Regions from separate parts of the Homo sapiens genome. Here all the other regions are linked to region 3. Evidence: chromatin loops called from intact Hi-C (ENCODE). Cell type or tissue: mammary epithelial cell. All regions are shown on one strand.

What was found. Peaks named below come from ENCODE experiments on the same cell type or tissue, not always from the same donor. Only the 100,000 strongest peaks of a DNase experiment are listed, where the experiment ranks them.
Region 1: a loop joins it to region 3, with 10 times the contacts of the local background. A loop is called at or near these places in 7 of 110 quality-filtered maps.
Region 2: a loop joins it to region 3, with 15 times the contacts of the local background. A loop is called at or near these places in 3 of 110 quality-filtered maps.

Annotation. Positions count from the first base shown.
Region 1 is chrX:10,830,661-10,838,660 of GRCh38, forward strand. It overlaps a transcript of MID1 not described here. Among named protein-coding and RNA genes, the nearest start is that of MID1, 210 kb to the left of the region's middle. In mammary epithelial cell, no CTCF peak of the experiment used is centred here; a DNase peak (open chromatin) is centred at 3,021; H3K4me3 peaks cover 1,093 bases; H3K27ac peaks cover 776 bases.
Region 2 is chrX:10,872,592-10,880,591 of GRCh38, forward strand. The region is part of intron 4 of HCCS-DT (HCCS divergent transcript); the gene reads right to left. Among named protein-coding and RNA genes, the nearest start is that of HCCS-DT, 230 kb to the right of the region's middle. In mammary epithelial cell, no CTCF peak of the experiment used is centred here; no DNase peak of the experiment used is centred here.
Region 3 is chrX:11,097,604-11,105,603 of GRCh38, forward strand. All of the region lies in intron 2 of HCCS-DT (HCCS divergent transcript), which reads right to left. Among named protein-coding and RNA genes, the nearest start is that of HCCS-DT, 9.5 kb to the right of the region's middle. RefSeq lists an enhancer at 5,501-5,700. In mammary epithelial cell, CTCF peaks have their summits at 3,350 (motif pointing left) and 7,741; DNase peaks (open chromatin) are centred at 3,258 and 7,668; H3K27ac peaks cover 789 bases.

The DNA.
Region 1 (8,000 bases), 270 kb before region 3:
TATTAGTGGTGGGAGAATCCCAGCCAAACAAACCCTGATAGCAGTTTGAGAAAGGGAAGTATAAGCAATAACCAAATGTTAGAAAGGATTCCATGAAGCACTTTGCCATCAGTTGTTCAGGAAACTTCTAAGAATAGAATAGCACACACACATACACACATTATAGAACACATCATTAAATTCTTTATAAAATAAAGAGGACAAACTGGATAACATGTAGAGGGCCTTAACACTCTCATGATTGCATGAGCCCCCAGGCCCAAGTTAATACAGTGTTGGGGTATTTTGACTGGTTTGATCAATATTCTGGGCCTAGATTGTCAAAGGCAGTTTCCTAACTTTAGCACATCATGACAGAGAAATTGATGCAATCTGCACCATATATGGAGGTAAACTGATGAAGCTATGTGATCCAGAAATAACCTTCCAGGGATCAGCTCAGGCCAGCCACAGCCTGATGGCCCATGTGCCAAGAGGGGTTAACAGCTGGGTATGTCTGCAACCCACTCATCATTTACCAGTGCTCTGAGGTCCATCCATTGAGAAGCTTTGTTTTAAAGAATGTTTCTCAAAATGATCAGCCTAGAAATGAGCCATCAAGTAAGTTTGCAGCAAACCATACTTCATATGGTGCACACTATACTTCTCTCAGGGAGTCAAAACACGTATTAATAAATGAACATATTAAGGCTCTGAGAAGACCTATTTCCCATTGTTTGTTTGTTTTTGTCCAGTATTTTCCAACCTCTTTTAACCAGGGCACCTACTAACATCTTGCAGATCTACGGAGGCTGCCGATTGGTTAAACCCTCCATGCAAGCACGCAGTACTGTGACTTGAAAAGGGTCAATGCAACAATATAGGTCCTAACTGTCTTTAATTGGAGGATTAGTTCAGACACTGGAAAAACTTTAATCTTTAAGAAGGAATCCTCCTGGAACTTTGTTAATACTAAAGTGTTAAATACCATAAACAATATTATTACCCCCAAACAGGCTGCTGAGGAGCCGGGGATGAGTAGATTCTAGCCGTGAGACTCCCAGTAATCTGCAGTAATTCATATGCCACTGGCAAGGATAATTCTAAACATGAGATCCAAAAACCCTATGCATACACCGCCCCCTTGCCCTCCTTACCCCAGGAGACTTATCTGTCTTTCTGGTTATATATTCCCTTGGCTGTTAGTGTAATTAGTGTATAATAACTATGTACATATCAACTCACAGGAAAAACGGCAGACGTGCTGGCTGATTTGGCTTGGGGCCATCTCATCAGCAGGGTGAGAAAACCTGGTATTAAACCATCTGTTATTAACTGTATATTCTAAAACAGTGTTTTGTGTCTCCTGGGTTGCTGACTCCCATCGACAGCAACAGAATGTCAAGACTCATATTTTTCTGAGCAGCACTGAAAAGATAAACTTTAAAACATTTGCATTGTCCCTTCTGTTCTGCGGCTTGTGCTATTAAGAATTTTATTTACTAAAGTGTCTATTGTATTATACACGGTGCTTTTCTATGTTTCATTCTCACAGAGGTGAACAAGTTTCATTTAAACTGTGTCCTTGCGAAAGTTATGCTTTCTAGAGTCAAAGATCCTAGAGAAAATTGGCCATAGCTTTTGTCCTTATGACTAGGCAGTTGCCAATGCCTGTTTGAAATCAATAGTCTCACTAGGGAATGGACTATGACTTGCATTTTTTAAAAACGTGGTCATTTTCTCAAATCTCCTTGTTTGCACTGATTACTTTTCTTTAAATTAACTTAAGCAATTAATTTCATAATATCAGAAATCTGAAATTGAGTCTTTGTGCCACTTGTTGCAGTCAGTAGCACAAACCTGCTCCCAAAACTCAGGATAAAGTCTGTATATGACAGAAAACAACAGTATTCCTTTGAAAGACGAGCAGTCAAATCATTCAACACAATTATCCAAGTTAATTCAACTCAAAAAACCACATCACCATGAAAAAATAAAAATAAATTTTTTTACCTGATTCCAAATCACTTTTGACAGCTATAAAAAATTGACTTTCTTTGCAAAAGTTTTACCTATGCCCCAGAACTCAGCTGAAACATTTTTTTTCCTTTCCCAGTTGTCTCTTACAATTGGCTGTTCCCAAGTATAATTAAAATTTCCCTGCAAGTCTGTTAAACACTTTCACATTTCCATGTTTAATTACATTCAGATTGAGATTTTTGTACACATATAGAATATAGCCAGATTTTAACTCAATTGACCACAATACCTTTGACATAAAGCCTTTATTCACCGTTCTCGCCATATATATAAATAGACATACGCTCCTTGTCAAAACGCAAGAGCGAGTTTCTTTACATTGTCTAGAACAAAGAGGCCAGCTCGGCTTCTATTTTTCCTCAGTGTCTCAGAAGGTGTCCTTTATTACATATGCAGGATGCAAGGATTTTGCTGCTGCGTGAATGAAAAATGATACCTTCAGACTGCCTTTTTAGTGACAAATTACGCTTTTGCAGAATATCACACTGCCTGTGGTTTTAAAAACCCCATTTAGATTTACTATCACTTCCTTGGGGACTCAGCCTTCCTCACAAAGCACCCCAAGGCTAATTTCCACTGTTTTAGAGTGTAACAAAGATGAGAAAGTTTGCTCATCACGACAGTATAGAAACGCTTGCCTAGGAAAAACACTCTCTGGAATGTCTAAAGTGCTAAAAATCATTGCCTCTGTGGATTTTCGGTGTGCAAAACAGGCAGAAAAAGTTGTCTGGAGGTATTCGCAAAGCATTGTATTTGTTCAGGAAGGAGCTGTGGGGTTAGAGGCTGAGCAACGCCTCTTACTTTGCTTCCTGGGTGAGAGCAGACAGGCGTGCCACTTAGCAGAAGCAAGCAGAGAGAGAGTGGTAAGACTCACCAGCTTCCCCATTTTTCCCAGGATGGGGGTTTTTGTTCCTCAGTTCTGATCTGGAAGAGACAAACCTGTAGGTCCTTCAAGCAGGCTGGGCTGGGGCAAGTGCCGGCTCTTTGCCTCGGATCAGCTGAATGGCTGGGGCGTTCAGGAAGCTTGCTCTGTCCAGCTCGGAATCACTCCCCCTCTCCAGGGTGTGTGCTTACACGCCTCTCAGTCAGCGCAAAAATCCGCCAAACTCAGGTCAGCCTAACAGGTTTCCTTATATAGGTAAACATGAATTGCATTCCTGGTGAAAGAAGTTAACTAGGAATCCTGGTAACCTGGTTAACTCTATACACACCAGAATGGCTCAGAGTTGATCAGCCTGCGTAGGGGTTTGGTTGCAGTACAAAGGGATTTGTGCAATTTAATTAAAATCATCTTTATCCTGGCAGTCTGTAAAATTGGCCCTTGTAGTGTGACTGTGAGTCAACAGTTAGTATTTTATATCATGGGCTGTGACCAGCCTCATATTATCTGAAGGCATTGTAGGGGAAAAAAGTGTAACATTTTATAAGTTGTCTTTCATGTTTTTAAAACCAGGGTAATTGAACTTGAGATTATTTTCAAAGAAGTGAATAGAACATGTGACAGAAAGAGAATGTGAATAAACCTCCATCAAATAAGGCTCAAATCCTTATTTGAGCATAGTAACGAATAGTTATTCAACTTTCCCAGGCCTTTGGTAGATAATGCAATACAATCATTTTGCGTTTTCTCCCTTTACAATGCAGTAATTGCTACTGTATTTTTTGATGGGCAAAATGACAGATAATGACATCTATTCCAATAACAACCCTCCTAAGCCCACATGCTGATGTGTTATTTGATGGTTTCAGGAAAGAAATCTAAGACTTGCGAATTTGCATACTTGTATGTAAACATTTTTAAACAACTTCCTCGATTTAAGAAGATAAGAAAATATATCTTCAAAAGAACTCTATAGCTCTTCCCCTTACATTTTATCTACTACTTAGTAAAGTAATAATTTTAAAAAATTCTAGCCAATTCCACTGAAGACAATATGGAGACTTGAGACTTTCCTGTGTACTAGAGATGAAGATTGTCTGCTAAAAAGGACCTATCTCAAAATGAAACACTTGTTTTTATTTCATCCATGGGTTGACTGCTCCTTGAGTAGTGACAACCTTATTAAAAACAGCTCAAGGCTGTTTTAGGTCTCTGTTTAGGACAGGCGAGATAATGAATCTTCTGATGCCACCTAAGTGAGCACCAACACAAACCAATGTCAAAAAGTTTCTGCCGAGATGAGTAAGGAACAAAAATTGCACTGCCAGGAAGGGTAACTATTTTTGAATAGCAATTTCCACTGGGAAAAACTTTTGCATACAATTTCTCTTCTTATCTCTGCAGGAACACTGTGAAGTGTGTAGTATTTCCTCTTCACAATAATAAAGTTGGCTTACAGAGATAAAGTGATTGGTCCAAAGTCTCATGATCAGTTTTTGGCAAATCCAAAACCCCAGATAAAGAATTTAACTCCAATAGCATTTCCCAAAATAGAATCAACTTTAAGAGACAGAAGAACATTAAAATGGCAATTTTCCATTTTCAAATATAATTTTTAATAATCATATGTCCAGAGAATTTAAATGCAATATACAAACTTATTAAAATACTTTTTATAAAGTCATAACTTACTGTTAACATGACTCCCTTTAAATGTCTCCAGAAAGATCATAAAATGAGATAGAGAGTGTATTTTTATTGAATATAAATTTGGGTTATAAAATATTATGAAAATATAACTTGGCAAATATTGCACACATTTTTCTGTTCACAGTACTCACATCTCTATTGTATCAAGTTAAGATTCATCCTGATTCCTCCACTGGAAGGAATATCAGTGTTTTCTACTTACTGGGTTTTCATTAATCTTAAATGAAACTCTGTACCATGCTAGGTAAATGGCTTTCACTAATATAGTCCATTTATGATCTGCACTCTTTGTGTCCTCATAATTCCCACTGAAGTAAGTTCTGTTTATGTAGAAACTTTAGACTTTATTAACAGGTTGTTGCAAGACAAAGAATGCATTTTTTTTTCCCAGGGCAGGCTAAACCTCTAAATGCCTTAAGCTGGCCTCCAAATTTGTTCTTACAATTCTTTTTTTTTTCTTTCTCTTTTTTTTTGAGATGGAGTCTTGCTCTGTCATTCAGGCTGGAGTGCAGTGGCACGATCTCGGCTCACCGCCACCTCTGCCTCCTGGGGTCAAGCAATTCTCCTGCCTCAGCCTCCTGAGTAGCTGGGATTACAGGCCCCTGCCACAACGCCCAGCTACTTTTTGTATTTTTAGTAGAGATGGAGTTTCACCATGTTGGCCAGGCTGGTCTCAAACTCCTGACCTCAGGTGTTCCTCCCGCCTCGGCCTACCAAAGTGCTGGGATTATAGGCATGAGCCACTGTGCCTGGCCTGTTCTTACAATTCTAAGCAAACAATCATTTAGGCTTTAAACACAAAATATCATAGGCTATAACTGTTGAATTGGAAGGTCAAAATGAAATTTGGATCTCAAAGTAGCATATTTCAGAGAGGAAATACAATCCTCTGCTAAATCCATTTTAGAGGCCTCAAGAAATGGTTTGGGAAAGTCTGGATCACTGAAGCAGCATGAATTCAACCTAACCATAGAGGACCCCAGTGAAAGAGTACTTACAGCTAAATAATTACACCATGCCAAAAAATAGCACTTATGGGAAACTAAATAAAATACAAGACCTATTTGAAGGGGAGAAAATATCATTGTGGTTTGAAGAAAACATCAGGGGATAGAGTTTAGAAATTCCTAATGATATATAACTAATGAGTAGTTGAGCTACAATTTAAAACACACTGCATCAGACTCCAGAAAGCTCACTATTTCTATGCACCCTGAGTGTACCACAGTAGCCAAAAAAGAGCAGATGACTTAGAGTCCAAAGATATTTCAATTCCAGTTCCATCTCTTGGATGTGTGACCTTGGATACATAATGCTTCTGAGCTTCACCTGCCAGTGGAAGTGAAAATGGCTCAACATATTAGATTTCTGAAAGTACCTAAGGAGATTTCATTTCAATCATTCTTCATATATCTGTTGACATTTCTTATGGTCCAGGCATTCTGCTACATCCTAGGAGTAACGCCATAAAGAAGCTTGGCACGTTCCCCACCCTCATGGAGCTTACAGTCTTACAGAAAAGACTGTGTATATCTATATTATGGGATGTGAAAATCTAATGTTTTCCTAAATTTCTCACAACACAAGAATGTCTAATTGAAGTTCCATATAAATATAGCAATATTAATAAATGAATGATGTCCAAGCAACAGCTTTCACTGTAGTTAGTGCAAGTTACTCTTACTAACCTGAGGTGGACCTTACCATGATTAGACTGGGTAGACCCGGGCTGAGCCAAATCAGATAAATACTGGGGGAAAGTAAAACTTGATGCATCAGCCGTATCATGACAATGTCCTTTTATCTAACAACTGAGGAGGACAATTAGATGCAACTTGAAAGCATCTTGAAGATGCTCAGGAAGCTGGATGGACAATGGAGTGATTTTTCTTATTCATTCTGCACATAAAGAAGTGATGGAAAAGCATAAGAAAAATTTCCTAAATATTGTAATCAGTTATCAGATACCCAATCTATTATTAATTCACTTCTGTGCAAGAAACATTTAATTGGTACATACTATGAATGAGGTTCTGTGAAGGATAGACACAGAAAAAGATACACGGAGATAAAGAATGATCCCTGGCTTTAATAAAGCTTTCTAGAAAAAATGTTCCAATGTTCAGTAGCTGTATCAGTCAGAATAAATAAAGATATGCTCTGGTAACAAGCAAGCTCCAAATCTCAGTGGCTTAAAACAACAAAAGTGAATCTGTCGCTCACGCCGCATGTTTACATAGGCCAACAGGGAGGGCGCACCTATCCATAGCCACTCAGGAACCCAGGCTGCTGACACAGGAAACAGGGATTTGGTGAATTGTGTTGGATTTTCAAAACTTTACCCCATAAGTGACTGTTAAACTTCCACTAGCCTCTTGTTGGCCAAAGCAATTCCTCTGGCTCTGCTTAACTTCAAAGAAAGAGAGGAGAATCAAGATACATGACAAATGTTTACATAACAGCTATGACAAATCAGCCAGCTGAACAAGAGTAACATTTTGGCTAAGTTAATTTTATTTCACCAATTTATTCAGTAGCACCTGTGTGGAAAGCACTATAAAAGGGCCTTACAGTTAATTTGAGTACCTTACTCTTCTGGGACACTTATAATGTCAAGAGAGAGCAAGGTTCTGCAAAGTCTAGCCCAAAGTGGGCTGTCCAGGACATCCTTTCTAAATATTACTATTTCCCTCAAGATTCCACTGGAACCACTGATAATCTTTGAGTCCACCTTTAGGTCTCTGCTCTTAGGGAAATTGGATCTAATCAGTCATTTCTGAACTTAAAATGCCAGTCATTATGCCATAAGGGGTATTGAGTCTGCCTGCTTAATTGACCCCTTCTATTAGTGACTTGGGTGATGAAATAAAAGACAAGTTGATTTAATTTGCAGATGGTGCCAAATTGGATAACTAACATCTCAGAGGATTCTATTATAATTCAAAATGACCTTGAAGAGTAGGATTAAAATGACATTAAGAAAGGAGCTTATGTTCAACAGAGATAAATAGAAGGTTGGAATTAAACGTATAGAAAATATATGTTAGAAGAAAATAACTATATTGAGGTAACATTAGCCTGCAAGTTGAATATAGGCTGGCAGTTTAGCACTTTTACTTATAAAGGCTCTTGGGATATATTTAAAAATATGGTGGTCTTAATCTTGAATGCACTGGAAAATAGGCGCTTCTCAGAATACTGCTTCATTGGGGATCCACATTTTAAGAAATAAGAAATCAGAGCACATTCAGAAGTGAAAAAAAGAATTTTCCTAAAGACTAAGTGCTCTAGATCAGGGGTCAGCAAACTTTTTCTGCAAAGGGCCAGAGAGTAAATATTTTCAACTTTGCCAGCCATTGTGTCTTTGTTTCAACTACTCAACTCTGCTGTT
Region 2 (8,000 bases), 230 kb before region 3:
CAAATGTAAAAGTACAGAAATCACAACAAACTGTCTCTCAGACCACAGTGCAATCAAATTAGAACTCAGGATTAAGAAACTCACTCAAAACCGCCCAACTATATGGAAACTGAACAACCTGCTCTTGAATGACTACTGGGTAATTAAGGAAATGAAGGCAGAAATAAAGAAGTTCTTTGAAACCAATGGTAACAAAGACACAATGTACCAGAATCTCTGGGACACATTTAAAGCAGTGTGTAGAGGGAAATTTATAGCACTAAATGCCCACAAGAGAAAGCAGGAAAGATCTAAAATTGACACCCTAACATCACAATCAAAAGAACTAGAGAAGCAAGAGCAAACACGTTCAAAAGCTAGCAGAAGGCAAGAAATAACTAAAATCAGAGCAGAACTGAAAGAGATAGAGACACAAAAAATCCTTCTAAAAATCAATGAATCTAGGAGCTGCTTTGTTTTAAAAGATCAACAAAATTGATAGACCGCTAGCAAGACTAATAAAGAAGAAAAGAGAGAAGAATCAAATAGACACAATAAAAAATGATAAAGGGGATATCACCACCGATCCCACAGAAATACAAACTACCAACAGAGAATACTATAAACACCTCTATGCAAATAAACTAGAAAATCTAGAAGAAATGGATAAATTCCTCGACACACACACCCTCCCAAGACTAAACCAGGAAGAGGTTGAATCCCTGAATAGACCAATAACAGGCTCTGAAATTGAGGCAATAATTAATAGCCTACCAATAAAAAAAATGTCCAGGACCAGATGGATTCACAGCTGAATTCTACCAGAGGTACAAAGAGTCGCTGGTACCATTCTTTCTGAAACTATTCCAATCAATAGAAAAAGAGGGAATCCTCCCTAACTCATTTTATGAGGCCAGCATCATCCTGATACCAAAGCCTGGCAGAGACACAACAAAAAAAGAGAATTTTAGACCAATATCCCTGATGAACATCGATGCAAAAATCCTCAATAAAATACTGGCAAACCGAATCCAGCAGCACATCAAAAAGCTTATCCACCACGATCTGGTCAGCTTCATCCCTGGGACGCAAGGCTGGTTCAACATATGCAAATCAATAAATTTAATCCGGCATATAAACAGAACCAATGACAAAAACCACATTATTATCTCAATAGATGCAGAAAAGGCCTTTGACAAAATTCAACAGCCGTTCATGCTAAAAACTCTCAATAAACTAGGTATTGACGGAATGTTTATCTCAAAATAATAAGAGCTATTTATGACAAACCCACAGCCAATATCACACTGGGCAAAAACTGGAAGCACTCCCTTTGAAAACCGGTACAAGAAAGGACGCCCCTCTCTCAGGACAGAAAACCAAACACTGCATGTTCTCACTCATAGGTGGGAATTGAACAATGAGATGACTTGGACACAGGGTGGGGAACATCACACACCGGGGCCTGTTGGGGGGTGGGGGGCTGGGGGAGGGATAGCATTAGGAGATATACCTAATGTAAATGATGAGTTGATGGGCACAGCAAACCAACATGGCACATATATACCTATGTATCAAACCTGCACGTTGTGCACATGTACCCTAGAACTTAAAGTATAATTAAAAAAAAAAAAAGAAAAGAAAAGCACTCCATTCAAAGTAGTGGTCTGGAGAATTATAGACCTTTGGAAGATGGTGGAATCTGTTTTCTATTTTCTGACATTTATTACATGCTAAAGCTGTTTGGATGCTCATTCTCCATTGAGATATTTGGCCCCAGCAGCAGGTACTGAAACATGGACTTGCTACACTTATTTACTGATTTAAGAATAGCAGCTAATCCAGTAAAAACAGGATAATTCTTATATCAGCCTGAGATGGTAATAAAATATTGTGTTTCTGCAAACTCTAAATGATTTAATTTTTAACATTTTATTATTTTGTTTATAAAGCAATGGCCACTTTTTATTAACATAGTAATATATTTATGCAATGTTACAATAATAATTGCTGTAGTTAGAAAATTTGTCCCTCCCAAAACTCATGTTGAAACTTAACTCTGAACATGGCAGTGTTGATAGGTGGGGCTTCTAAGAGATGATTGGGTTACAAGGGCTCTGCCCTCATGAATGGATTAGTTCATTCATGAATTAATGGATTTAAGGGTTAACTGATTAATAGGTTTTTGTGGGAATGGGGCTGGTGGCTTTATAAGAAGAGGAAGACAGGCCTGAGCTAGCATGCTCAGTCACTTTGCCATGTGACTTTATAAACAATCAAATGTGTCCTCTTGAAGTATGCCTTGGGACTCTGCAGAGTCCCCACCAGCAAGAAGGCCCTCACCAGATGTGGCTACTCAACCTGGAACTTCTCAACCTCCACAACTGTAAGAAATAAATTCCTTTTTAAAAAAATAAATTACCCAGTTTCAGGTATTTTGTTATAAGCAACAGAAAATGGACTAAGATAATAATTAAGCTTATAAAGGATATGCAGGGATAACTACATTTCATTTCCTCTCCAGGCATCCAGGTTCTGGTCCTCCCAGAAGGAATCCTTACTACCATTACACATTATACGCATATACAAGTATAATATATGATACATACAATGTTTAAAACCTACCCTTCCCATATTTATCAACATAAATTGGAGAGAATGTGCACAGTATTCTTGACCTTGCTACTTAACCTTGATTTTTAAAACAATGTTATCTTGGTCATTGCTCCTCTTTAGTCTATACAGACTTATCTATTCTTTTTAATGGCTAAATAATATTTCATTGTACATTTGGGACCTGGCTTATGGTGCAGATGGCCAAGCTGGAAAGCTGTAGGTGGGTCTGGCTCAAAATTATAGCATGCATGATACTTATTTTGATAGCACAGTTATGCCGCATTAACAAACAATCCCCAGATGACAGACATTTGTGCTTTTTTCAGTCTGAGGCAGACAATGCCATGAAGATCTTGCTCTACCTTTGTATACATACATTTGCGAGTATATCTAGAGAATAGGCCGGGCACAGTGGCTCACGCCTGTAAACCCAGCACTTTGGAAGGCTGAGGTGGGTGTATCACTTGAGGTCAGGAGTTCGAGACCAGTCTGGCCAACAGGGTGAAACCTCGTCTCTACTCAAAATACAAAAAAAAAAAAAAAAAAAAAATTAGCTGGGCGTAGTGGCGCATGCCTGTAGTCGCAGCTACTAGGGGGGCTGAGGCAGGAGGATGGCTTGAACCTGGGAGGCGGAGGTTGTAGTGAGCTGAGATCACGCCACTGCACTCCAGCCTTGGTGACAGAGTGCGACTCCGTCTCAAAAAATAGGTAAATAAAAATAAAATAAAAATAAAGTCTTAGCAATCAAGTGCTGAAATAAAAGGTATGTATATTTTCATTTACTTTGAATAAACTTTATATACAATCAAATGCATCTTCTTTAAGTGTGCAGTTTGTGTATGTCCATGTTACCATCAACACAATTCAGATATAGAATATTTGTGTTTTAATAGGCTTTATTATTACTTAGGTATGGTAAAGGCTGACAGAGCAGGAAATGACTGTCATTCAAAAGACAGTTTATTATACTCACAGTTTCCAAGAGAGGGAGTACACTTCACACTATTGGGGAGTCACCTGGGGAATCACTGAGGGTAAGGTAACGAAGCCAGTGGGCAAGAGAAAGAGGAACTGTGGGCCTAGGCCTTTATCATGGTTTCTGCAGGAAGCATAAGGGAGGAGAAATGACCTTTGGTTGTTAGAGAAGTGAATGTAGACTCTGGATTGGTTGGTTTGTATTTAAAGTGACTTAGGTATTTCACTGGGTTGTCCAGAGCAAGGTGTGTTCGGCATATGCATGCAGGGCAGATGTTAAAGCATCACATTTACAGATGGTAGAAACATGGTTAATACAAATTCCATTAACACAGACGTTCCCTCACAGCTGTTTGCAGAAAATCCCTCCCCAAACCCTGGCTCTAGGCAACCACTTACTTGCTTTTTATCAACATAGTTTTGCTTGTTCTAGAATTTTACAAGTGGGATCATACAGTGTGTGCACTTTTGTGCCTGGCTTCTGTTTCTCAGGAGAGTTTTGAAATTCATTCATGTTGTTTTGTTATCAATAGTTTATTTTTTATTGCTGAGTAGTATTCCATTGTATGAGTATACCACGATTTGTTAATCCATTCATCTTTGATAGACATTTGAATTCTTTCTTGTTGTGGGCTATTACAAATATTGCTGCTACAAATATTCTTGAAAATATCTTTCGGGGCCACAGGTGTACATTTCTCTTAGGCAAACACCCAGGTATGTAATTTCTGGGTGTGTGTTTAACTTTGTAATAAACTGCCAAATGGTTTTACAAAGTGATCATGCCATTTTATACTCACAGCAGTGTACGAGAGTTCCAGTTGCTCCAAATCTTTTCCAATAAATGATATGGTCAGTTGGGATGTAGATTTTGATAAATATTGTGCTCCAAATGTGTATCAGATGCAATGTTGTTGGTTGTTTAAACCAACATCTGTTCCCACCCCCTTTCTTTCTTGCCTCTCTGCATTAAGCTAACACATTCTCAGTCTCCCCTGCATCTATAAGCGTTCAATTATATCACAGTTCCAGACAGGACGGTATAAACCAAAGTCTGCTGGGATCTATCTAGGTAAGCTTTTATTTACCTAATACAGGAAGAGATGTGTCAGCACTACTTTCTCTCTCCCTCCTTGCTCCTTACTGACTTGAATGCAGACATGGTTCCTGGTGCTGTGGTATGCGTCTTGCCACAGTGAGAGGGAAAGGCCAAGAGAACCACAAGAGATAATGGAAGCACTGAGCCACCAAAACAGAAGCCACCTACCTTTAAACTTCTAATTATATGAGAAAAGTAAACCTCAACTTATTTAAGCCATTGTGCCCTAGGTACTCTCTTACTTGCAGAATATCGGACTAACATTTTTTCATGTGTTTATCATTCATAAAGAATACAAAAGGGAGTCAACAGCTGGTACCTCTATTGCATGTTTTTCATCTTTAGTATTTTGTTCTTTTAATATACATTTACTTAATTATGACTGAATTTGGAACTTAATTTGCTTAAAAGCTATTCATTGTCTTTCCTGTTATATGCCTGTATACATCTTTCGGATATTGATTCATAAAAATTCTTTATATCTCAATAAACTCAGCTCTTCATCTGTCATATTTTTCATTTGTCTCTCAACTTTGTGTAGGTAGGTTTTTTGCTAATCAGAAATTTTTAGTTTTTATATAACATGCTTTAAAATGAGATGTCCTATATTCAAATGTTGTTTTTGCTCTTTACTAGTTCTGATTCAGGGACTTTTCTACACTCAGTTATCTATCATTATTATGGTGGGAAATCCTTCCTAGGGTTCTTTTGAGGATAAAATGAGTTAATACATACACGACATTACATTATTTTCTGCATATAATGAGCATGCAAATATGAGCTTCCACTGTTATAATTTACAATTATGCTATTTACCTCATTATTAGGGTTCAAGTTGTTTCCTTTTATGTTTTTTAGAGTTTGAGTCTTGCTTGGAAATCTGTTTTAACTATAAAATTATGTTTAAAAAATCATCTTTTGAAATATTTCTTTTATGATTTTTAAGAAAAATTTTGTTGCAGTTAAAGAACAGAGTTGTAAATGGCAAACAGCAAAAGAGTAAAGGGTTTTTCTTTGGATGGTAGACTAAGGGATAGATATTAAAAATACTTTTATCTGACATTTTTGTAGATGGTTAGAATAGCATACAAAGACACAAGACTCTAGGCTTTCCAGTGACTGAAGAACTTGCTTGGGTAGCCGATGTGAGTGCAAAAGGTGTTGGAAAATATCTGCTGTTTGATTGATAGGTTCTTATAAAATGAAATGAGGTATATGTGGTACTGAGTTGAGCATGGGAAGGAAAGCATGCCCTGGATATCTTCCCAGGTAGCAACACCCTCTAGGAACCAAATAGGGGAAAAGCCTAAGACAGATGATATAATTAGAGTATTAGCAACTATTTGCAAAGTGCTATGCTTATTATTTTGTAAATATGTATTAAGAGGAAAGGCCAGTGCAATCAGATTGTTCTGGACTCAAGTCCCAGCTACTCTACACCCTGTGTTAGATGACCTTGGGGGAGCTAACTGCCCTCAATAAACTTCAATGTTTTTTCTATTAAATGGGATAAACATGAGTTCCTATGTCATCAGGTGATTGTGATGATTGAACAAGATCATGCAGTGCACTTAGCACAGCGACTCTTCTAGTACACACTAAGCACCCAAGAAATGTTACCTGTAATTACTATCCAGACAACACCATTAGGTAGGTATTATCACCCTCATTTTGTGGATGAGGACAGTGCTGTCCAGAGAGCTTAATTAGTTTTCCCAAGTTTATCCAGCTAGTAAGTTATGCTGGGATTTGAACCCAGGTCTGTCTGACTCCAAACCCTACGATCTTCCTATTTATCAAAGTACTTTATGCCTTACTGATTATATGCCTTCTCAGTTCATTGGTATGCACAGTATTTAGATCATCTTCCTAAGGGAAATCATACCTAAAGTCACAGAGAAGACACTTTCTTCATTTTTTCTTTGTGAAAATGTGGCTCCCCTACGGCTTCACCTATAGGTTATAAACAGGTATATGGATCATCCTTCTATGAGAAATCATACCTAAAGCACTAAAAAACAATGGCTTTCTTCAGTTTATGGAAAGGCTCTATTCATATTTCCAATCTTTTCTAAAAATGTGGCTCCTCTATGACTCCATCTGTAGTATACATACAGATACGTGGTAGGTCCAAGTTGGTCTCCCAAGATCAAATTGTGTCTCCCTTTTGGTGGTCTCTACTAAAACAATTTGTTTTAGTTTATGAAATCTTTCAATGCCATTATCAATTGAGCTTAAAATGTTATCAAAAATTTAAATTATTATTAACACAAAAATCTAAGAACTATGGACAATCTACTTAGTGTGGGCTTATCTTTCCCTCGATGCGTATATAAGGGTGGGAATTTCACTTTTTTAACCTACATTAAATTAGAATTTTACAGTACATGCCAGACAAAAATCAGCATTTTTCTCAATTCTATTTCCATTTTAGACTGTAATTTTGCATTGGCTTACATTTTAATAAAGTTGGCATTTTTACCTCTTCCACATCTGGAACATTTCCAATTGGCTTTTTCACATTGTGAACTGAAATAGTAATTCAGTTGCACTGAATTTGCTTTTAGGAATAAACCACCACTTTTGCATTTCTCTCCTTTATGATTTACTGATTTTCAAGATGTGCCAGGAAATACAGAAATATAGGTATACATATATTGTATACACGTATATAGGTACTATATACGTGTATACATATATTGTATACACGTATATAGGTACTATATACGTGTATACATATATTGTACACATGTATATATGTACTATGTGTATACATATATTGTATACATGTATATATGTACTATATATGTGTATACATATATTGTATACACGTATATATGTACTATGTGTATACATATATTGTATACACGTATATATGTACTATGTGTATACATATATTGTATACACGTATATATGTACTATGTGTATACATATATTGTATACACGTATATATGTACTATGTGTATACATATATTGTATACACGTATATATGTACTATGCGTATACATATATTGTATACACGTATATATGTACTATGTGTATACATATATTGTATACACGTATATATGTACTATGTGTATACATATATTGTATACACGTATATATGTACTATGTGTATACATATATCGTATACACGTATATATGTACTATGTGTATACATATATTGTATACACGTATATATGTACTATGTGTATACATATATTGTATACACGTATATATGTACTATGTGTATACATATATTGTATACACGTATATATGTACTAATATATGTGTATACATATATTGTATACATGTATATATGTACTATATATGTGTATACATATATTGTATA
Region 3 (8,000 bases):
GATTTAAAAAACAGACTTGAATTCTCTCACAGTTCTGGAGGCTGAAAGTCCAAGATCAAGGTGCAAGTGGTTTTGGTTTCTGGTGAGCCCTCTTTCCTCAGATCACTGTGCTCTCCATGGTCCTTTGGGTATGGAGAGAGCGAGTTACAAGCCCTGGTGTCTATTCCTCTTATAAGGACACCAGTCCTCACCAGTCCTATCAGATTAGGGCCCCACTCTTAATGACCTGATTTGACCTTAATTACCTCTTTAAAGGCCCTATCTCCAATACAGTCACATTAAGGGTGAGGCCTTTCAACATATGAATTTGGGGGAACACAATCCAGCCTATCACCAGAATGTTCTCTGACAACAGGCAGAAGGGTTACCAGGATGAGCAAGGAGGAGCTAACACTTATGGAACAGGGAGGAACTAACCATTAAACCAGGGGTCAGAAAACTATGGCCTTTGGGCCAAAGTTGAGGGCCACCTTCAGGTTGTAAATAAACTTTCATTGGAGCACAGCCACATCCATTCATTTACACATTGTCTGTGGCTGCTTTCATGTAGAGTTCAGTAGTTGCCATGGAGTCTATGGCCTACAAAGCCCAAAATATTTACTCTCTGGCCCTTCACAGAATAAATGTTCTGACTCCTGAGTTAGATCAATATATGAGTGTTCATTTTCTCCATGACATAATGCCATAAAGTCAGTGTTCCTGTCACTTCACCAATGAAGCAGTGGAGGCTCTGAGAGATGACGTGATATCCACATCACACAGCTGACAGTCAGAGAGCCCAGAGTTGGAGCTCTACGACTCCAAAGGGTGCCCTTTCCAGGGCACCTCATCTCTGGGCCCAGGGCTTTTCTCCTAGGCTCGGAATGGTGTGTGGATATGGCTGCCAGCCTGTGGCCTAGGTAAGTCATCCCATCTGCACAATGGCTTCCTACAATCCTCTCAGCCTCGAAGATCAAGAACAATTGTCATTCAGACCAGAATGTCCCATGGTTTCCATTCACACCTTATCAGCAGTTGACTATAGCTATTTTTGGCCCTCGGTTTCTTGAAATTTTATTTTGTTTTGGTTTATGTTTTATGTTGCGGCATGTGTTTTATATGACTAAGATTGACTTAGAAAGCAGATCATTTGCATTAGGGAGCCTTGCAAATAATATGTAGACCTTAAGAGGTTTCTAGGGATAATTTTGGGACTTTTAGCCCCAAATGCAATTGTTGGTACTTTTCATTATTAAACAGAATGTTTCCTTTTCATTTCAGCATTCAATATTGAACTCCTGGTGCTTTCCTTATTGTAGGAATAAAAGAAGCAAGTGAATACAACTCAGGTTCCTCTTTATGGACATTTGTCAATAGAAAACAGTTCCAAGATCCTCTTTGAATTAGTAGAGGCATTTCCCAAATTATTTACACAAGAATCCAGAGCTTTTTCATTAGGCCTATGTTAGAATCTAAGGAAGCAAAACAGCAATTGGGATTAATTTTACTATTGGCTAATGGATTACTTCCTGTTTCCAGCTTGTTGATCTTCCTGTCCATACAGACAAATGATTTGCCTGGAGATTCATGCTGCTTTTGTCTGTTCAGCATCATTTCCTCTGAGGAACATCCTCTCCCCCATTTCAGGTGGTCCCAGGTGGGCTGTCAATCACAACACACCAGACCTAGCCAATCATATTGCCTCACCTCCCCAGACACAGTAATTGATTCAGGGGAAAGAATGTGACCCAGTCAGAGCAAATTCCCCCAAATGTTAAAGAAGTTAGGAGAGAGGCCTTCAAACTAAGTGGCATCAGGCCAAGAGATAGAGGCAGAATGACTGGATCCAGCCCTTCCTGAGGCTTTACCCACCCCAGACTTCCTAAGAGTGTGATCCCAAAATTTCTTTTTCTGCTTAAGTTAACTCAAGCTGGACTTCTCACTCAAAATCCAAAATGTGCTCACTAATATAACATGCTTCCAGGTTTTCTGAGTGTCCCTCAGAAACATGTGTCAGCAACTTCCAGAGGACATAGGGCACTGAGCATTGGGATCCATGGGTCCTTATCTTAGCTGCAATCTTAGAGCCCTTAGGTCATCCCTATGCCAAGTTGGAGGGCTTTTGAAATGGAGAGCCTGTTACACAGGGGATGCAACATGATTTCATGGATATATTTATGTCTTATGCACAAAAGTGCATTCTAGACTTGCTTTTTAAGTTCCATATCTCTTTGTCCCCTTTGGCCCTTCCTGGAGTGGAAGCAGGACAAATTCTTGTGCTGATGACACTTTTTTTTTTGAGATGGAGTCTCGCTCTGTCACCCAGGCTGGAGTACAGAGGTGCTATCTCAGCTCACTGCAACCTCCACCTCCTGGGTTCAAGCGAGTCTCCTACCTCAGCCTCCCGAGTAGCTGGGATTACAGGTGCATGCCACCACGCCTGGCTAATTTTTTTTTTTTTTTTTTTAGTAGAGATGGGATTTCACCATTTTGCCCAGGCTGATCTTGAACTCCTGACCTCAGGTGATCTGCCCACCTCAGCCTCCCAAAGTGCTGGGATTGCGGGCATGAGCCACCACACCCGGCTGCTGATGACACTTTATTGGCAATCTTGGGAAGGGAAAAAAGACCAAGTAGAAGTAGCAACGGGACCCCTAACATTGATATTGCCTGATGACTGGGCTGGCCAAAGTCTGGTGCCAGGACCCCTATCCTACCAGTGGTTCCAGACACCACCGAGGGAATCTGGAAGGAGAAATAAAGCCCACAACACGCCACCAAGTGGCTGCAATATTACTCTTGCAGTGAAGATACTTTTTTTTTCCTCCTTTGTTTCCATAGGGTACTTTTCTAAACCTGTCCAAAGTCCCTCTCACTAGATTCCTTAACTGTCACTTAAAGTGTTATCTATGACTCAGAATTTCCTAACATAAATTCTATAACCTCCCTCCTTTCCTCAGGAAAGTTACCAACTGAGGCCTACTCACACCAAAACTCTGATCCTAGTGGCTGTGAGATGTCTGAATGCTGTTTAAACTGTGCACTTACATGTGTTTGCAGGTAGTGATAAATAAGAACTCTTCTTTGTTGTCGTGCTTATTCACAGTTTAACTTGGCTTCCTCTGCTTCAGACAGAAGGGAACTGAAGTAAATTCTTAAGACACACAAGGAAAGAAAGTTCTTTGCGCTGAAGGCGGTTCGCCAAGGTGCTAATTCCATCTTTGGTAGGTTTCTCCCAGGACTGTGTTCCTCATCCAGGAATTTCCCTGAGCTTGATGGGTCACACGTCCAAATTCCAGCTTTGAATAAATAAACCAACTAAAGTGCTCAGTTGCCTCAGGGATTAGCAGAGCAGTTCACGAACTTCCATCGCCCCCCAGTGGCAATTAGTTGGATCTTTTTGTTAGGGATTTTCTTATGCTTAAAATTTAGGTTATCGTTCTCCCCTCCAAAGTTGTTTTAAGTTTTTGTTTGTTTGTTTGTTTAATTCTCACACTGAAGATTATAAAGTCTTTGTGTGGAGGTATGTTGGTAATGTCAAATTAATGGCTTCTGGGTCACCAGGTCATAGACGGATAAGATGTAGTATCTGCTTTCATGGTTCTAAGTAAAAGACTGATTTTCAACCTGGTCTCTATTCTGAGGCTCCATCCTGAGAGAAGGTGAAAATAAGCAGCACTAAATCACTAAATCCAGAAAGGACTCTCAGTGGGTGGCATCAAGGTAACCTAGAGAGCCAGTTAGCCTTGGTTGCATATAGATGAGAACTCAGCCACCCACAGTGATAGTATCTACTCTGAAAACAAGATATAGGCTATGTGAGATTCCAAAAATAAAAAGCAGAAACTGTGTTGAGGGAGAAAGCTTATATACATATGAAGTAGCCAAGAAACACTTTTCTAGCATAATAAATTCATAAATTCATGCAACATACAGTCAATGATTTTTGATAGCTAGCATAAAGTACTTCACCTTGTTTTATAGAAAAAGAAGAAGTGGAATTTAGGAAAGTTTAGACTGAAGAGGCTTATCTTCAACTCAAAAAAGGGAAGGTTCTTGCCTCCCTGCCCACAGTGGAGTTAGTACTTAAGCTTATTTTTCAGATCATAGTAAATTCCTTTGGTTCACCACCTGCCATGCTCCACCCCCACACCCCTTTTAAATTTAAAACCAGGTTTGTAGTCCTTTAAATAATACTGACCCAGTTCTAAATTCCTACACACCAAACAGTCCTGCCAATGCTAAATCCTGAGTAGAAGTGTTTGTCCTTCAGCTTCCTTTACTCAGAATTTGTCTCCTTTCCAGCCAGAACATTCTCCTTCCCTGGCCACCCCTCTCCCCTTGGCTTTGGAAGGCAAACTTTACCTAATCTGTTTTGTTTAAGAATCCTAAATCTTAGTGGTTTAAGGGCCTCAGTATTAGTACACACAAGCACACATATATAAATTTAAGAACAAAGAATGTTTTATTATCAGCTCATTGTATTTTGTATAATATTTGTTTAATAAATTCACCCTTAAAGTATAAGCCTCTGTCAGTTAGGCCTGGCCTCCCCATCTCCTGGACCCCAAGGTCTTATTCACTTGAATCTCCCAGTCCATGGTCCATGGAATATCAAGTTTCCCTGAGTTATATGTTACTCCTCAGGGACTTAGGCTCCTATGGTCACTTCTGCCTCTGGACTCCTCTCTCTGCTTGTGCTGGCTCAGTTTACATTGACCTAGAGGGGAAACTCTGCCCCTTTATCATCTTCTATGAAAACCCATTCACTAAATTACTTGCTGATTTTGTAAAACACTCATAACAAAATAGAGATATATGGATACTTCTTAAACATGACAAAAAACTTTATGCCAATCTAAAAGTTCGCAAAATGCTTAATGGATAGACACTAGACACTTTTCCACAAAAATTAGGAATGTCTACTGCCACTTTTATTTAACGTTTTGCTGGAAAGTCTTAGCCTATGCAGGAGAAAGAAATTAGAGGCATGAGGCCAGGCGCAGGGGCTCACGCCTGTAATCCCAGCACTTTGAGAGGCCGAGGTGGGCGGATCGCCTGAGGTCAGGAGTTTGAGACCAGCCTGGCCAACATGGTGAAACCCCATCTCTACTGAAAAAAAAAAAAAAAATACAAAAATTAGCCGGGCATGGTGGCAGGTGCCTGTAATCCTACCTACTTGGGAGGCTGAGGTAGGAGGATCACTTGAACTTGGGAGGTGGAGGTTGCAGCGAGCCGAGATCATGCCATTGCACTCCAGCCTGGGCAACAAGAGCGAGACTTCGTCTCAAAAAAAAAAAAAAAAAAACAAAAGAAATTAGAGGCATTAAAGTTGGACGGGAGGAAGTAAAATCATTATTAGTTGAGATTATATGAAATAATCCCTGGAAAATCCAAAATAAACACACAAACATTAAGACTAAAGACAAGAGAATCCAAAACATAGGAGAGTATAAAATGGATGTAGTCATTGGAGCTTGTCTTTAGTCCATTTTGTGTTACTACAACAAAATACCTGAGGCTGGGTAGTTTATAAAGAAAAGAGGTTTGTTTGGCTTAGAGTTCTATAGGCTGTTCAAGAAGCATGGAACCGGCATCTTCTCAGCTTCTGGTGAGGGCTTTCATGTTGAGTCAGCAGAGAAAGTCAAAGGCAAACCAGGCACATGTGAAGAGAGAGTAAACATGAGGGGGATCCTCACTTTGTAACAATCCTGCTCTTGCCGGAACCAATCCATTCCCGAGAATTAATCCAGTCTTGTGAGAGTGAGAACCCACTACCATTAGAAAGTCACCAAGTCATTCATGAAGGATTTACCCCATGACCCAGACATCTTCCATTAGGCCCCAGCTCCCAGCACTGCCACACTGCAGATCAAATTTCAAAATTAGCTTTGATGGGGACAAACAAGTCATATTCATACCATAGCACAGCTATACCTTATTCCTTTCACCAGGATAAGTTTCAAATATATAAATGGTTTAAAGGAAAAAGTGTAATTTTTTTAATTGAAGAAACTTGGGAGAATTTAGGACTTAAAATATTTTTAATTATGCCACAACATCCAGAAATCATAGAAGATTATAAAATTAAGATCCATAAAAACTACTCAAAGCAAAACTTAGCAGAAGCAAAAACAAAAAAAGATAATTTTAGAAAATATTCCAACCTCATAGTGTAGAAGAAAGGTTAATTTCCTTATAAAGAATGTCTACAAATCAATTTTTAAAAAAAGCAATACACTGTGTTGATGAAGGTGTGGAAAAACAGGCACTCTCATCCACTCCTGAGGGAAGCTACAAGGGGTACAACCACCTATCTCGGGTCATTTAGAAGTGACTATCAAAGTTTTAAAAGCACATTCCCTTTGACCCAGTCATTTTAATTCTAGGTATTACAAAGATATGCTCACACAGTGTGAGAAATGATGTAAGCACAATATTACTCATTGTAGTATTGTCGTAATAGGAAAGTATTGGATATAACATCAATTTAGTTGATTAGTAAGGGACCAGTTACATAAACTGTATTAATCTATATGATGGAATAGTGTACATGTCCTAAATAAAAACAAAATGGAACACTGTATGTACTGATATGAAAATTTACATTTTAATTCTTGAATCTGTTAAATAAAAAGAAAGATGGATATGGAAAACCTCCAAGATATTTTAGGTGAAGAACAACAGTTAAATCCCTATATAAAGTATGCTACTACTTGTGTTTTAAAAATGGGGTCCCTCAAAGCACATTTCTTGGAAAACTGCATTTCATGTGGTGGTGGTAGAGGATGGTTTGTCAACTTGTCTTTTGCGGGTTTAATCTTTCAATCCCACTTTACAATGAGTCCAAACCACTCAAAGAGCCTTCCCTTCCTTCCTTTAAAGCTACTCATGCCTTGCCTTATTGATTTTCCTTCCATTACTCCTATTTTCTCCAAGTCATTAATTCACAATGTTTAGAATAAAAAAATAAGACTGCCAAGGAGGAAGAAATTTAGGTTGGCTAGTGATGCATTCTCTTCCTAATAGGAAAGCCAAACTAAAGTCGCAAAGTTCTTTGGTAAATTTGGAATGAGAGCAAAGAAAACCAAAGCCTTGAAGGATTTTACCATCCATTCTTATGTCTTAACATCCAACCAAACCTGATAATTTACATTTCTTTATCTGCAACCAGCTCTTTCCTGAGTTCTAATTCTGTGTTCTGAACCGCTTCTGGGATTTCACTGCCTAGATAACCATTATCATCTCAAGTGCAATGTGTCTAACCTGAACTCATCTTGCCCCTAACCCTAAATATTTCTCAAAATCAGCAGCCATTTTTTTACTCCTGTCTTCTTATTTACTTCACCTTAGCTTTCTCTTTATGCAGTAAGGTGGTAATTTCAAACAACTGTAATCTACCATGCTCCTCCTTTTTAAAAGAATAATATGTCAGAAGGTCTTTGGTTACAGTTTATGCTTTAAAAATTGGAGGGCAAATCCAATACCCACTGGAAATTTCATTAACATAACCCCGTGGTTTCCCCATTTCTCTCTACCATTGGTAACCAAATCCACTACTAATTATTTCCATAGGGAAGAAAACATGAAATTCCTCACTCCTCTAGGCAAGACTATACTGATATCTCTCCTGCCTGTGTGGGTGGTGATTCACATGGCTCTCCAGAGCTCCTCCCCAAAGCAATGTTCACTTCACCCATTCTTACCAGTGCTATTCCCATCTTTTTTGGCACATCATGTTAAATCTAGTGACTCATAAAGGCCCACTTGTGGCAACAACTGGATCAGCAACTTAATCATAATAACTTCAATAATAATAACAGTTTTCACCACTCGAAAATAGCGAGTCCCCGCCCCCATTTCTGCTTCTGAATGATTGTGTGTGTTGGTTTGGGGTAGGTAGAAAGAAGGGGCAATGAGTTAAATAGTCCCAGTGTAGTTACATAATGCACACTACATGCCAGTATGTTTGCATGTGTGTATATATACATATATTGAGCAAGCTGAGAAAGTAGAAGCCC